Regions from separate parts of the Homo sapiens genome. Here region 2 is linked to region 1. The links are chromatin loops, found by intact Hi-C in ENCODE. Cell type or tissue: endothelial cell of umbilical vein. All regions are shown on one strand. Links, peaks and the distances in the headings refer to the core of each region. The heading gives the core; the rest is flanking DNA.

Region 1 (7,421 bases), core at 2,321-4,820:
GTTAATCTGGGGGAAAAGGAAATGGTTTTAAAAAGTTAATAATAGAATCTAGGTAGCAGATATATGGGTGCTTACTAAAGAACTCTTTTAATTTTGCTGTATGTTTGTAATTTTCATAATAAAATGTTAGAAAAAATTTCAAAAAATTTTTTTCATGGAAATGTGTCCCTTTGCATCCTAGCCATGTAATTTTAATAAGAAAATCTAAAGACATGTTCAACCAGTGGTGCATCTTACACATGGAGGTACATATGAATCTGCTGTGGATTTTATGTTGATTAAACCGCAGATTCAGTAGGTAAGGCTGGGCCTGGGATCTGTATTTCTAACAAGCCCATGTGAGGCCTGTACTGCTCGTCTTTGGATCACACTTTAAGCAGCAAAGTTGCTGGAAAACAAAAACATCATGAGGCTAGTGCAAGAAGAAAAAGGAAACTGCTTAATCTAACTGATGACTCAACTTCAGTGGACAAATAAAAACGACAAATCAGACTTGAGTTTTGAAAGACGGGAATTGAAGGTTATACTTTAAGCTGCAGGTTGCAAATGGAGCCAAGGATAAAACTAGATTAGCTCTAGTTCACTTAAAAGCCCTAAATTTGCAAGTTTATTTTATTTATGTATTTATTTTTAAAGAGACAGATCCCAGCTCACTGCAATCTCAAACTCCTGGGTTCAAACGATCCTTCTGCCTCAGCCTCCCGGGTAGCTAGAATTACAAGTGTATGCCACCACGCCCAGCTAATTTTTTTACTTTTTGTACAGACTGGATCTCACTATATTGCCCAGGCCAGTCTGGAACTCCTGGGTTCAAGTGATCCTCCCACCTCAACCTCTCAAAGTGCTGGGATTACATGCATGAGTCACCACATCCAGCCAATTTGCAAGTTTAATAAGGAGGAACAGAGTTGAAATTGTGGACCAAACAAAAATTTCAGTTGGCTGGGCATTGTGGTTCATTCCTGTAATCCCAACACTTTGGGAGGCCGAGGCGGAAGGATTACTTGAGGCTAGCGGTTCAAGATCAGCCTGTCCAACATAGTGAGACCTTATCTGTATTTTTTAAATCTAAAATTAACAACAACAACAACAAAGCTTCAGTTGAACATCCAGTGTATGGAGCAGATTAAAGGAGAACCACTGTGTAAAAAAGATAGGCCTGGGATTATGACAGACACTTTTTCCAGTTGTACATCCTTGCAAGCCAACCCAATTGATCAATCCACATGGATGGGGGTGGTTAGAGGTATGTAAATTTTGGAAGACCGGGATAAAAACCAAAAGAATGGGCAAATATGTACTTAATCAAACTAAAAGGAAATCCAAGTAAACAGTCATGTCATCTGGAGGCCAATGAATCAATTGTTCAGAAATGCAAATTCTTCTGTTTCCCAAAAGGAGATGTATTATCTCAAACTCAATTAGACTCAACTGGTATTTGTTGATCTTAAGACTCCAAAGGCATCTCCCTTTTCAGGAGAAAGAGCCTCAGCACAAGGAGGGTGGTTAACAAACACCTGTGGACCTGCTGCTTGATTCCGAGATCATTCTACTGGCTTCTGACCATGTGCAACAGACACAGGAGACTTTTCCTCTTAAAGCTTCTTAGCTTGGAACACTAGAGTGGCCTCATGCCTGGTCAATAATCCATTTCAGAATGGATCCCATGTACAAGACTTCAGGGAAAAAAAATTCACTTAAGAAAGAAGCTAAAATTTAGGTGGGAATATAAATAAACAGATTGTGTTTCTTCAGTGTTCCATGATGAAACATTCCATTGAGGATTTTCAAAGAGAATCATTACTTAAAATGTTCATAGAATGGAAATAAGCGAATCTAGCCAGCAGACCACTGCATTATTCTTCACACCCACACCTCCAGGGAAACATTTAATCCTTTCCCCATTTTTGTTAACTAAATGGAAAAGGCAGACCAGACACTCAAAGAATGGATGCCCAGGTACAGACTTTGATTAAGATCTAAGCTCAAACGTTGAGCTCAAGTGCTATAAGGAAAATGGGGCTGGGTGCGGTGGCTCATGCCTGTAATCTCAGCACTTTGGGAAGCCAAGGCAGGCAGATCACCTGAGGTCAGGAGTTCAAGACCAGCCTGGTCAACATGGTGAAGCCCCATCTCTACTAAAAATACAAAAAATTAGCCAGGCATAGTGGCGTGCACCTGTAGTCCCAGCTGCTTGGGAGGCTGAGGCAGGAGAATCGCTTGAACCTGGGAGGCGGGGGTTGCAGTGAGCTGAGATTGCGCCACTGCACTCCAACCTGGGTGACAGAGTGAGACTCCATCTCAAAAAATAAAACGAAACAAAAATATAAGGAAAATGGTTCCATAGCCAGACTCAGTGGCTCATGCCTGTAATCCCAGCACTTTGGGAGGCAAGGTGGGAGGACTGCTTGAGCCTGAGAGTTGGAGACCAGCCTGGGCAAGATGGCGAGACCTGATCTCTACAAAAAAATTAAAAAATTAGCCACGCATGGTGGTGTACATCTACAATCCCAGATACTTGGGAAACTGAGGTGGAAGGACCACTGGAGCCCAGGAGTTCAAGGCTGTGGCGAGCTATGATGGTGCCACTGTACTCCAGCCTGGGCAACAGAGCAAGATCCTGTCTCTGAAAACAATACCTCCAAACATACAGCTATATAAGCCAAGCATTTGATTGCATCTAGCCCCTAGAACAAAGGAAGAAAAGAAAATGGCCTTACTTGCTACCCTCAGATCTTATCTGATGTTATTTTGCCAGCTTTTTCTTTCTCCATCACTCTCAGAAAGGAGAGTAGACACAGGGAAGGAGCACTCCTGGCTATAAAGAAAGGCAGAGTCTTTGGCAAATACAGCATTCACCCCTCCTTCCACTGGGGCAGAAGGTACTCGGCCACGTCAGTCAACAAATCCCACAACGAAGGCCCATCTGCTCCATCAGAGCACAACTGACTGTGAAAGATCCTTGTTGAGCACAAGCATAAACAATTTCCCATGTCTCATGCTCCCCAAGCAGGAGCAGAGTGAACTTTAGTTGACAATCAGCTTTACCCATGATTCCTATTCTTCTCCACGACCCCCATTTTAAAGCAGGGCTGCTAAGTGTGCTCAAGTTTGACCTCCCTTCAGTTTCCAGGCTTGCTTAGGGGTAAAGGTACTGATAAACAGCCAAATGACCCACAGGCAGGCTGTGGGCCAGAAGCACTGAGAAGCGAATGGAATGCAGCAACCTGAAGATCTGCTGAGCAGTGTCTGAAAACACAGAGCTGAAGTCCTTGGGCTTCCTGAGCCACTCACTTCATCACCTGACCCTCGTTTCCCATGGGCCTCCCTGTGGCCAAGCATCCTCCTAGAGAACCTTGAAAACAGCTGAAATAACAAGAAGGTCGGGCAGACCTTTCTGGCAGAGGGTTCTGTTGGTTTTCCAGAGACAAAAGCATCTGATGAGCCGAGGCCAAAAAAGACAAAAGAGCAGGGGGGAGCAGGTCTCTGGGATGTGGACTGCTGTTGTTTTACTCCCCAGATCAGAACATGGTCTGTGTGCTGGCTGGCGGCCACGAGCCATCAGGGGCTGTCAGAAGGGGCCTTGGGCATCAGCTGCTCACGTGTTGTCGGAAGCAACTCCCCAACGCATTCTGTCATCTGTCCACCAAATTTGTACTGACTGACAGATTTTAAACCAGGCATAGTGCATACAGCCGTAAATGAAACAGACAAAAGTCCCTGCCCTCACACCACTTACTTTTTTGACAGTGAGGGGAGAAATGAAATCAATAAAATGTAAATAGCGTGAAGAACATCAAAGAAGGAGCTCAGGCATGGGATGGAGGCTGCAAAGTTAAAGGGGGTGGTCTGGGACAATCTCATCGAGAAAACACAATTTGGATAAGGATCTGTGTGAGGTCAGGGAGGAAGCTACGCAGCCATCAGGAAGCCAAGCAGGAAAGGCAGAGAAACTGGGAAAGGCTGAGGTCTGGCACAAGCAAGGAGCGGCAAAGAAGCCACTGCAGAAGCAATGGAGAAAGGAAGGGCAGGGATTAGAGTCAGAGAGGAAAGAAAGGCTTTTGCTGCGAGAGATGGGAAGCCAGAGGGATTCAGCAAGAGCAGCAGGCTCTGGTTTACATTGTAACAGAATCCCTGCCCTGTTGAGAATACACAAATGCCCCGCAGGGCAGCAGATGAAAGAAGCAGCTGAGTTAGGAGTCTCTTGCATGGGTCCAGGTGAGTCCAGGTGAGAGACAGTGCTAGAGCGAGACAAGCAAAATGCCTAGGGCACAAAACGTCAGGAGGTGGCCCTTCTGCTCGGGTAGCCACCCTGTACTCGCACCACCTGGGCAGTGAGCACTTCCTTACATGTTGCCTCACCCTAGTCCATCCAGGTGAAAAGGAAAACCCAGTTACCACGATAGCCAGGACAAAGGGTTATTTATTATCTACATGTAATAAACATCCTTGTGTCCCAGGCTTTTGCCCATAGACCCCAATATGTAATTTTGAGGCTAGCCCAACTTGGAAAGACTGCTTTCTTAGAGTGTAGGGGCCAAGATGTAGTAGTCTAAGCTCAACAGAAGATGCACAAGACATCTTTGAATGCCTCTATCCAGCCTGGGAGAGCAATTTCACTTACGTAATTAAAATGCTTTTTTTTTTTTTTTGAGACGGAGTCTCACTCTGTCACCCAGGCTGGAGTGCAGTGGTGCGATCTCGGCTCACTGCAAGCTCCGCCTTCCAGGTTCACACCATTCTCCTGCCTCAGCCTCCCGAGTAGCTGGGACTACAGGCGCCCGCCACCACGCCCGGCTAATTTTTTGTATTTTTAGTAGAGACGGGGTTTCACCATGTTAGCCAGGATGGTCTCGATCTCCTGACTTCGTGATCTACCCACCTTGGCCTCCCAAAGTGGCTTTTTTTTTTTTTAAAGCTTGGAGACCTCACACCAGACACTGTTTCGGGCAATATCATTTCTGTGAACCCAACGATGCCAGGAAACCCATCCACAGGGGGCATATGACATCCTGCCTAGTTTTAGGCTCGAACCACCTGTTGAGACTGTCACAGAAGAAAGCCATGTTGCAGGAGCCAGTTTGAGAGAGCCTAGGTGGCATCACGCCATGCATCTAAAAACCCAGTAGCCCTGCGGAAATTATATCTGTGTCCTCGCTCACAGATCAGAGAGAGGAGATGGACCTCTGAATAACGTCTTTCCTCTAAAAGTCTATCCTCCACTTGAGAAGAAAAATCCTGAGGGGTATGATCAAGAAGAAAGCTCCAGGTCAATGTCTGAAATTCGCTCACTGGAAGCCTGTTTGCCACATTTTTAAGAACCTTTTACAAAGCTGTATTTACTTATCACTTATTAAACATTTTATTATGGAAGTTGTCAAACACACAAAAGTTGAGAAACTCACATGTACTTACCCAACATTTCAATTCAACAATTATCAACACATGGTCAGGCTGGCTCTCTCCTTCAATTTCCCTTAGCCTCCCTCTCCACATATGCTGGATTATTTTGAAATAAGCCCCAGGCCAGGCGTGGTGGGCCACACGTGTAATCCCAGCGCTTTGGGAGGCTGAGGCAGGAGGATCACCTGCGGCCAGGGGTTAGAGGCCAGCCTTGGCAACAAAGCGAGACCCCATCTCTCTGCAACAACAACAACAACAAAATAACTGGATATGGTGGCATGTGCCTGTAGTCCCAGCTGCTAGGGAGGCTGAAGTGGGAAGATGGCTGGAGCTCAGGAGTTCAAGGCTGCAAGTGAGCTGTGATCATGTCACTGCACTCCAGCCTGGGCAACAGAGCAAGACCCTGTCTCTTAAAAAAAAAAAAAAAAAGCAATACCAAATATCATATAATTTTATCCAGAAGTATTTTGGTACAATTCTCTAAAAGTTAATTCTTACTATATAACTACAATTCCATAACACCCTCCTTTTAAAAATTAACAATTGGTTAGTATCATCAAAAATCCAATCAGAGTTCAAATGTCCTCCATTATCTCATCAGTATTTTTTTAACAGTTGGTTTGTTCTAATCAGTATCCAGACAAGGTTCACAACACACTGCACTTGGTTCACGTGTCTCTTTTCTTTTCATTTATGGCTCCCCTCTTCCTTTCTCTGCATAGATTTGTAAATAAATTACGGTGTTTGCCCTGTAACATTTCTCAAATTTTGGATTTAGCTGATTGTATCCTCTATTGAAATGTTCCCTGGACCCGTTTTCCTGGTAAACTGGCTTGTAGATCTAGGATGAGATCCGATCCAGGTTCGATTTTTTTTTTGGCAGGCCCACCTTATGCATCATATCTTTCCCCTTGTCATGTTCAGCCTGATCAGTGGTTTACGTGTCAACGTTCCATTTTTTCAGCTAGGCGCGGTGGCTCATGCCTGTAATCCCAGCACTTTGGGAGGCCGAGGTGGGCAGATCACCTGACGTCAGGAGTTCGAGACCAGCCTGGTCAACATGGTGAAACCCCATCTCTACTAAAAATATAAAAATTAGCCGGGCGTGGTGGTGGGCGCCTGTAATCCTGGCTACTCAGGAGGCTGAGGCAGGAGAATTGCTTGAACCCAGGAGACGGAGGTTGCAGTGAGCCAACACAGTGCCACTGCACTCCAGCCTGGGCAACAGAGTGAGACTCTGTCTCAAAAAAAAAAAAAAAAAAAAAAGTTCAATTTTTTTCCCTTTGTCATTTTTGCATGAGAATAGGAAACTTTCTCTTAAGAAAAACAGTGCTTTGTACTATCTTTTCTATTTTTGTAGATTTATCCTTGCCCTGGATCCATTCTACTTTCTCAATGAAATATGTTTTTATAAACTAAAAGTTTGTGTGCCCCCAAAATTTGTATGTTGAAGCCCTAACTCTCAGTGTGATGATATTTGAAGATAGGCCTTTGGAGGGGTGATAAGGCTTAGATGAGGTCATGAGATAATGGGATTAGTGCCTTTACAAGAAGAAACATCAGAGAACTTGCTTGCTCACTCTCTCTGCCATGTGAGGACACAGCAAGAAGGTGGCTGTCTGCAGGCCAGGAAGAGAGCCCTCACCAGGAACCAAACTGGCCAGCCTCCAGAACTGTAAACAATAAATTTCTGTTGTTTGGGCTGTATTTTTGTAAATTTCTGTTGTTAGTCTACAGTAGTGTTCTTCTCTTTTTTTTTTTTTTTTTTTTTTGAGACAGGATCCCGCTCTGTCACCCAGGCTGGAGGGCAGTAGAGCAATCTCAGCTCACTGCAACCTCCACCTCCTGGGTTCAAGTGATTCTCGTGCCTCAGCCTCACAAGTAGCTGGGACTACAGATGCACACCACCATGCCCAGCTAATTTTTATATTTTTAGTAGAGACAGGGTTTCACCAGACTGGTCTTGAACTCCTGATCTCAAAGTGATCCACCCACCTCACCCTCCCAAATTGCTGGGA
Region 2 (7,421 bases), core at 2,248-4,747, 52 kb before region 1:
TGATCCTCCATCCTCAGCCTACCAAGTAGCTGGAACAACATGTGCAGATCACCACGCCCAGCTAATTTTTGTATTGCTTGTAGCGACAGAGTTTCACCATGTTGCCCAGCTAGTCTTGAACTCCTAGACTCAAACAATCTGCCCATCTTGGCCTCCCAAAGTGCTGGGATTATAGGCATGAGCTACCACCCCCAGCCTTTTGTTAATTAGTAGTTTCTAATATTTCAAGATCAGGAGATTTCACATAAAAGCCAGGTATCCTATCTCTGTTGTAAAATGAAAAGATGTGATATTCCAGGTTCACATTTTCACAAAGAAGCACCAAGCAGCTGGAGCTAGGTAGTAGCTGCCCCCTTCAGATGGGGCATGTGCTTACAGGTTCACTGTAGACCCCACCACTCCCTAATGCCTTACGTTCATCCTGCTTCCCTCTTTAAGGTTACCTATCTGTGCCTTCTAGATGCGGGAATTTGTAACTTCTGTCTGGTAGAATGAAGGATAGCTCCCAAAGATAAGCAGGGTCTAATTCCTGGAATCTGTGAATGTTACGGTATATGGCAAAAGAGAGTTTTCAGGTGGAATTATGTTAAGGGTCTTGAGGTAGGGGGATCACCTTGGATTCTCCTGGTGGACCCTAAACGCCATCACAAGTGCTATCGTAAGTGGGAGCCAGAGGGGAGATTTGACTGAAGATGCAAGTGAACAACAGAATTAGAGTTGAGAATGATATGGCCATAGCTCAGAAATGCCAGAAGCTGGAAAAGGCAAGGAAGGAATCCTCCCTAGAGACTCCCCAAGAAAACAGTCCTGCTGATGCCTTGATTTTAGCCCCCTAAGACTCATTTCAGACATCTGGCCTCCAGATCTGTAGCAGGGTAAGTTACTGTTGTTTTAGCTACTAAATTAGTGGTTGGTTGTTACAGCAGCAATGGAAAAGTAATACATCCTGCCAGCTAGTGAGCTCAACAAATGCCTTGAGTGCCCAGAGTGCAGTGGGCAGGCCCTACCCTTGAGGAGCTCGTACCCTAGAAGGAGAGGACAAAATGATCATGGCAGTGGAACGTGATCAAAGCAACAGAGGGATAAGCCCCAGGGACTCTAGGAACATACCTGAGGAATCTCTAATCCAGGACCGCAGATTTCCAGAAGGGGCTGTTTTCCAGCTTTACTTATAGGAGACATGTATGCATCCATCTCTGCTGAGCAGCAAAACTCTGCCATGGCCTCAAGCGTGCTGAGGCCAAGGGACATGGTGTGTGTGCACGGGTAGGTGGAGGCAGGGGGAGGCCCTGCGGAGGGAGGGAGACTCCTCACCTTGCACGCTGGATGAACTGGGTTGCTTTCTCAGCATACTTCTGGGCAAGGCTGCTCAAGTTCACCGGCTGCTCCACAATGTTGAGGTTTTCATAAAGAGGGAGGGCCACGTCAGTGTAACAGTCTCTTTGAAGGTTCCTGTGTGGAAACCACAGACCATAGAGTATTCATTTCCTACGTACTCACGGAGCAGAACTAAATGCTTTAATGCAACAATGCATATGCACATAAATACAACACTCTGGCCCCAAATGATTTTTCTGGTTGGCCATTTCCTCCAAGTGTAAAAGTCTATGCATAATGCTTTCTTCCATTCCCTTTGAATAGATATTTATGTTCCATGGACGAGCTGACCACTCTGTAAAGCTTGCAAAGACTCTCGTGAGCTAGGGACATTATTTTTTATTACTTGCATTTTGCGGGGAGAGAAACTGAGGTCTAAAGAACCTAAATGATGTCAAGCAGAGTCCCACCACCAATCAGTAGCCCCATTGCTGGCTTTCTCTGCTGTCTCACTTCAATCCCAGCCTCTGTGTATGGCGTGCAACTCAGCGTTTTCCGAAGTCAACAATTGGGACTTCATGTAATAGCAGGTCTGTCAATAGGACAGAATATATAAGATGGGCCAGGTGCAGTGGCTCATGCCTGTGATCCCAGCACTTTGGGAGACCGAGGCCAGCAGATCACTTGAGGTCAGGAGTTCGAGACCAGCCTGGCCAGCAGGGTGAAACCCTGTCTCTACTAAAAATACAAAAATTAGCTGGGCATGGCAGTGCACATCTGTAATCCCAGCTACTCAGGAGGCTGAGGCAGGAGAATCATTTGAACCCGGGAGGCGGAGGTTGCAGTGAACTGAGATCATCCCACTGCACTCTACCCTGGGTGACAGAGTGAGACTCCATCTCAAAAATAAATAAATACATAAAAAGGAATACATAAGATGGGTTGGGACAATTTTAATTTTAAGCCATGTTTGCAGAATTTGGAGAAACTTCAGCAGTTGGAAAAAAAATAAGAGTCAAACTAATAACATCTCCTGGAAAAAAAAAAAAAACAAGCTCATGGCCAGACGCCGTGGCTCACGCCTGTAATCCCAATACTTTGGGAGGCTGAGGCAGGCAGATCACCTGAGGTCAGAAGTTCAAGACCAGGCCAGGCACAGTGGCTCATGCGTGTAATCCCAGAACTTTGGGAGGCCAAGGCGGGTGGATCACCTAAGGTCAGGAGTTCAAGACCAGCCTGGCCAACATGGTGAAACCCCATCTCTACTAAAAATACAAAAATTAGCCGTGGTGCTGCACGCCTGTAGTCTCAGCTACTCAGGAGGCTGAGGCAGGAGAATTGCTTGAACCTAGGAGGCGGAGGTTGCAGTGAGCTGAGATTGCGCCATTGTACTACAGCCTGGGCGACAAGAGCAAAACTCCATCTCAAAACAAAACAACACAAGCTCAAGTTTTGGTCTTACAGATTGAAATGAATCTGACCCATAGCTGCCCATCAATGTGGCTGAGTCATGGTCTGACTCTGGTCATGATCTCTGGCAAGTTACTTAAGCTCCCAGAGTTATCTCCTTATCCGTAGCATTGGAGGGCCTGTGCCATCCTTACAGGGGTGCTGGTGGTCTAAGGGAGATAACAAATGGTTAGTGCATTGCACACATCTTCAGTGTATTAGGAATTCTGAAAAATCTCAAGCTCTCAGTCCTGGTCACCAAAGAGAACCAAGAGAGAAGCTGAGAGCAATGCAGACAGAGGTGGTAATGAATGGAGTTCTCTCAGGCAAATACGTCATCCTAATAGTGCTGGGAAGGATTTGTGAAGAAATCAAAACTTGCCATCACACCTACATGCACACACACCCCATTACAGAAATATAGGAGATATGGTCAGACTGTGTGGATAATTGTCAAAAACCACAATTTTTGTTTTGTTTTGTTTTTTTGACACAGGGTCTCACTCTGTCGCCCAGGCTGAAGTGCAGTGGCACAATCTCAGCTCATTGCAGCCTCAAACTCCCATCTTAGTCCCTGAGCAGCTGAGACTATAGGTGTGTGCCACCACACCTGGCTAATTTTTGTATTTTTTGTAAAGAACGGGTTTCACCATGTTGCCCAGGCTGGTCTCAAACTCCTGAGCTCAAGCAATCCACCCACCTCGGCCTCCCAAAGTGCTGGGATTACAGGCATCCCAAATTTTTTAAAAGAGAAAAAGAATTATCACCATGCTGGGCATTAGAACACTAATCGCATATTTATGTTGAATTTTTCAGCTTTTTATTATACCATTGCAACTCCATGAGTCATTTACATTCTTTCCTGTTTTTCTCTCTCTCCTAAGCCACCCATTATTTCTCTGTTTGATTTTTTTTTCTTTTTTTCTTTTTTTTTTTTTTTGAGACAGGATCTGGCTCTGTCACCCAGGCTGAAGTGCAGTGGCATAATCTCAGCTCACTGCAACCTCCTCCTCAAGCCATCCTCCCACCTCAGCCTCCTGTGTAGCTGGGACTACAGGCATGGGCCACCACACCCAGCTAATTTTTGTATTTTCTGTAGAGATGGGGTTTTGTTGTGTTGACCAAGCTGATCTCAAACTCCTGGGTTCACAAGGTCCACCCACCTCAGCCTCCCAAAGTGCTGGGATTACAGGAGTGACCCACTGCACCTGGCTTTCTACTGGATTTTTAACATAGATTAAAAAGAGATTTTTAACATAGATTAAAAATTAAAAAATAAAAATAAAAAAATACAGAAGGAACAGGATTGAAATAAAAAAAAAAAAAAAAAGAACAAGAAGAAGAAAAAGAAGGCCAGGTGCAGTGGCTCATGCCTGTAATCCCAGCATTTCGGGAAGCCGAGGTAGGCAGATCACTTGAGGTCAGGAGTTCAAGACCAGCTTGGCCAACACGGTGAAACCCCATCTCTACTAAAAATACAAAACTCAGCCAGGCATGGTAACACAAGCCTGTAATCCCAGCTACTCAGGTGACTGAGGCAGGAAAATCACTTGAACCTGGGAGGCGGAAATTGTAATGATCAGAGATTGTGCTACTGCACTCCAGCCTGGGCAACAGAACGAGACTCCATCCTTCCAAAAAATAAATTAATTAAAATTTTAAAATTTTAAAAAGAGATTGGCTGACATATGTCATACCTTCATATGGCCAGGTGTGATTACAGGTATGCCCAGCAGGCCACGGTGGGTAAGAAGGGCAGCAGGATGCTCTATAGCCTCGCTTTTCATGCCATAATGTGCAGAATCCCTGGGCTGGTTTTTGTTTTTGTTTTTGTTTTTTGAGACGGGATCTTACTCTGTCACCCAGGGTGAAGTGCAGTGATGCAATCATAGCTCACTGCATGCATAAGTCTTGTTAAAAAGCAGACCTGGGGGTAGGATGTGAATCTGTGCACTTCTACCAAGCATGTAAGTGATATCCACCATGCTGGTTCAATGACTATGCTATGAGTAGCAAAGATAGGAAGGGCATATGGGCTCTGGACTCAGAGAGACCTGGATTGGAATCTCCATTCCTACCTCTTTCCAGCTCCGGTGTAACCTGGGCAACATAAGCTTCCTTATCTGTAAAATCAGGTATCAGGTTGGTGCAAAAGTAATTGTGGTTTTACTTTCAACAGCAAAAACCGCAATTACTTTTGCACCAACCTAAGAAATACCTACCTCACACAGTGGTCACGTGGATTACAGATAAATATAGACAGTGCTTAGAATGTAACAATTTCTCAATAAATACCCACTATTATATTAACTATTGTTTTATAGATAGACGAGCTGAGACTCACCTTTCCCAAGTGGCTCAGACAACTGTAGCCTTAGAAATAACCACAGTGCTCTGTCCGAACAAGGGAACACGTGTTTTGTGCTGCTTTATTACCTGAGTGAGGCTTATCATCTTTTTTTTGTGATCATAAATGCATCTCAGGATACTTAGGAAATACAATGACAAAGAGGAAAATAAAGAGAAAGTGGAGAAAGAGTCACCGCTGGGTGCGGTGACTCACGCCTGAAATCCCAGCACTTTGGGAGGCCGAAGTGGGCAGATCACCTGAGGTCAGGAGTTCAAGACCAGCCTGGCCAACATGGCGAAACCCCGTCTCTTCTAAAAATACAAAAATTAGCCTGGTGTGGTAGTGGGTACCTGTAATCCTAGCTACTCAAGAGGCTGAGGCAAGAGAATCTCTTGAACCAGGGAGGCAGAGGTTGCAGTGAGCCGAGATCGCGCCACTGCGCTCTAGCCTGGGTAAGAGAGCAACACTCCATCTCAAAAAAAAAAAAAAAGAAAGAAAAAAGAAAATGAAAACCCTGAGTCCCACGACCAGAGAGATTCCTTGATAACATTATGGCATATCTCCTTTGAGTCTCCGTTGATAGGACTACAAAGATAGGGTTACAGAGCTCATTAGGATCTTACCGTTGATGACTTGCTTCCTGCTTTTTTTTTTTTTTCACTTACTATTATATCATAAGCATTTTCCCATTTCATTAAATGTTTTTTCAAAACATCCTATTTGGTGCCTGTTTGGCATTCCAACATCAGAATGCTGGCTTAGTTGTCCATGCGGGGAGAAGCTCAAAAGGAATCCTGTTCTCTCTCTCTCTGTCTCTGTCTCTCTCTCTCTCTCTCTCTGTCTCTCTCTCTCTCTCTCTCCTCTGTCTCTCTCTCTCTCTCTCCTCTGTCTCTCTCTCTCTCTCTCTCTCTCTCCTCTGTCTCTCTCTCTCTCTCTCTCCTCTGTCTCTCTCCTCTGCTCTCTCCCTCCCTCCCTCCTTATGTCCAGTGTCTGGGCTAGAAGCAAAGACAGCAGGCAGAGGAGGAGGGAGGCCCCACATGTGTGAGACCCTAGCAGCACAAGCCTCTCCCTAGCTGAGCTCAATAGTCTGAGGAACCTGTAAAAATTTCAATAGAAGAATTTTGTGGACCTCATCGTTGAAAGGTTTCTTGCACTCCCTGCAAATAACACATTTAAATTTGCACAGAATGTACCGTGTATCTTATTTGCCGTCTTAACTGTTTCCTGTCTGCATCTTTAATTTATTGCTGATGGACCACAGTCTTGGAACTTTGCCTTGTCCTGGAGCCTATCGCAAATGTGTCAGACAGCATTACCTTGATGGTCCATCACCCTGTGGACACGCTGGACAAGGAGGGTGGTTGTAGCCTGGAGTATCAGTACAGCCCATATCATGGCTATATGGGATTCCAAAGTAGTAATCAAAACCTGGAATAGAAGCAACCGGTTAGCACCCCCACGTGGCTGCGACTCCATGTGCTTGCCTTTGTACACCCACGACAAAAATGTAATTTCCTATGATTTAATACTGCAGTGCTATAGAGTATGTAATTATAAGAGGATTTGATTAATATCCCTTTGTAGTATGCATAGAAAATCACTTTGCTGGGTTCTGGCTGTTAGATTAGATTTGCAAAACATCTTGTGATTAGAATTAACCCAGTTTGGGAGGAAGTGGAGAGAATTATTGAATGCCTAACATCTTCAACGAAATTATGGACATACTCAGTATTTGGTGAAAACCTACTATATACATGACACTTTAAGGGATAAAAAAAAAACAGTTGTTCTTAGCTGCCACAACCACAGAGAAAAAAAAAATTATAAAAAATTTTTTAGAAAGAATAAATTCTGCCTTCAAGAGACTTTTCATGTGAGGAGAAAATAAGATATAAAGATTAAGAAATAAGAGATGAATAGGTGAGCCAACAAGAGTGATCACAGGAAGTTACCCCCGATAGAGATGGTGGGATGGGGATGGGGCAGGAATCTCAAAATGCGCCTTGAAAGATACTGCCTTTCAGCTGGGACTCAAAAGGCTGACAGAATTTGGGCTTGGAGTGGTGGAGTGAAGGTGAGGGATGGAAGGGTGTGAGCATTGAAACCCAAAGCCTTTGTGTTGAAGTTTTCTTCTGAGTTCCTCCTTCCTTCTATCTCTTCTCCAGCCCAAGCTTTATTTATGTATTTATTTATTTTATTTTATTTTATTTTATTTTTTGAGACGGAGTCTCGCTCTGTCACCCAGGCTGGAGTGCAGTGGGGAAATCTCGGCTCAATGCAAGCTCCGCCTCCCAGGTTCATGCCA

Evidence for each region. Peaks named below come from ENCODE experiments on the same cell type or tissue, not always from the same donor. Only the 100,000 strongest peaks of a DNase experiment are listed, where the experiment ranks them.
Region 2: it touches region 1 in a loop (3-fold over the local background); 20 of 110 quality-filtered maps call a loop at or near these places.

Annotation. Positions count from the first base shown.
Region 1 is chr17:68,298,349-68,305,769 of GRCh38, reverse strand. All of the region lies in intron 1 of ARSG (arylsulfatase G), which reads right to left. Among named protein-coding and RNA genes, the nearest start is that of ARSG, 11 kb to the right of the region's middle. In endothelial cell of umbilical vein, for the core only: no CTCF peak of the experiment used is centred there; a DNase peak (open chromatin) is centred at 3,369; H3K27ac peaks cover 2,272 bases.
Region 2 is chr17:68,350,698-68,358,118 of GRCh38, reverse strand. ARSG (arylsulfatase G) reads right to left here. Exons shown (of 12, transcript NM_001267727.2): 5 at 6,433-6,544; 6 at 1,315-1,452. Among named protein-coding and RNA genes, the nearest start is that of ARSG, 63 kb to the right of the region's middle. RefSeq lists an enhancer at 1,312-1,371. In endothelial cell of umbilical vein, for the core only: no CTCF peak of the experiment used is centred there; DNase peaks (open chromatin) are centred at 2,838 and 3,618; H3K27ac peaks cover 1,384 bases.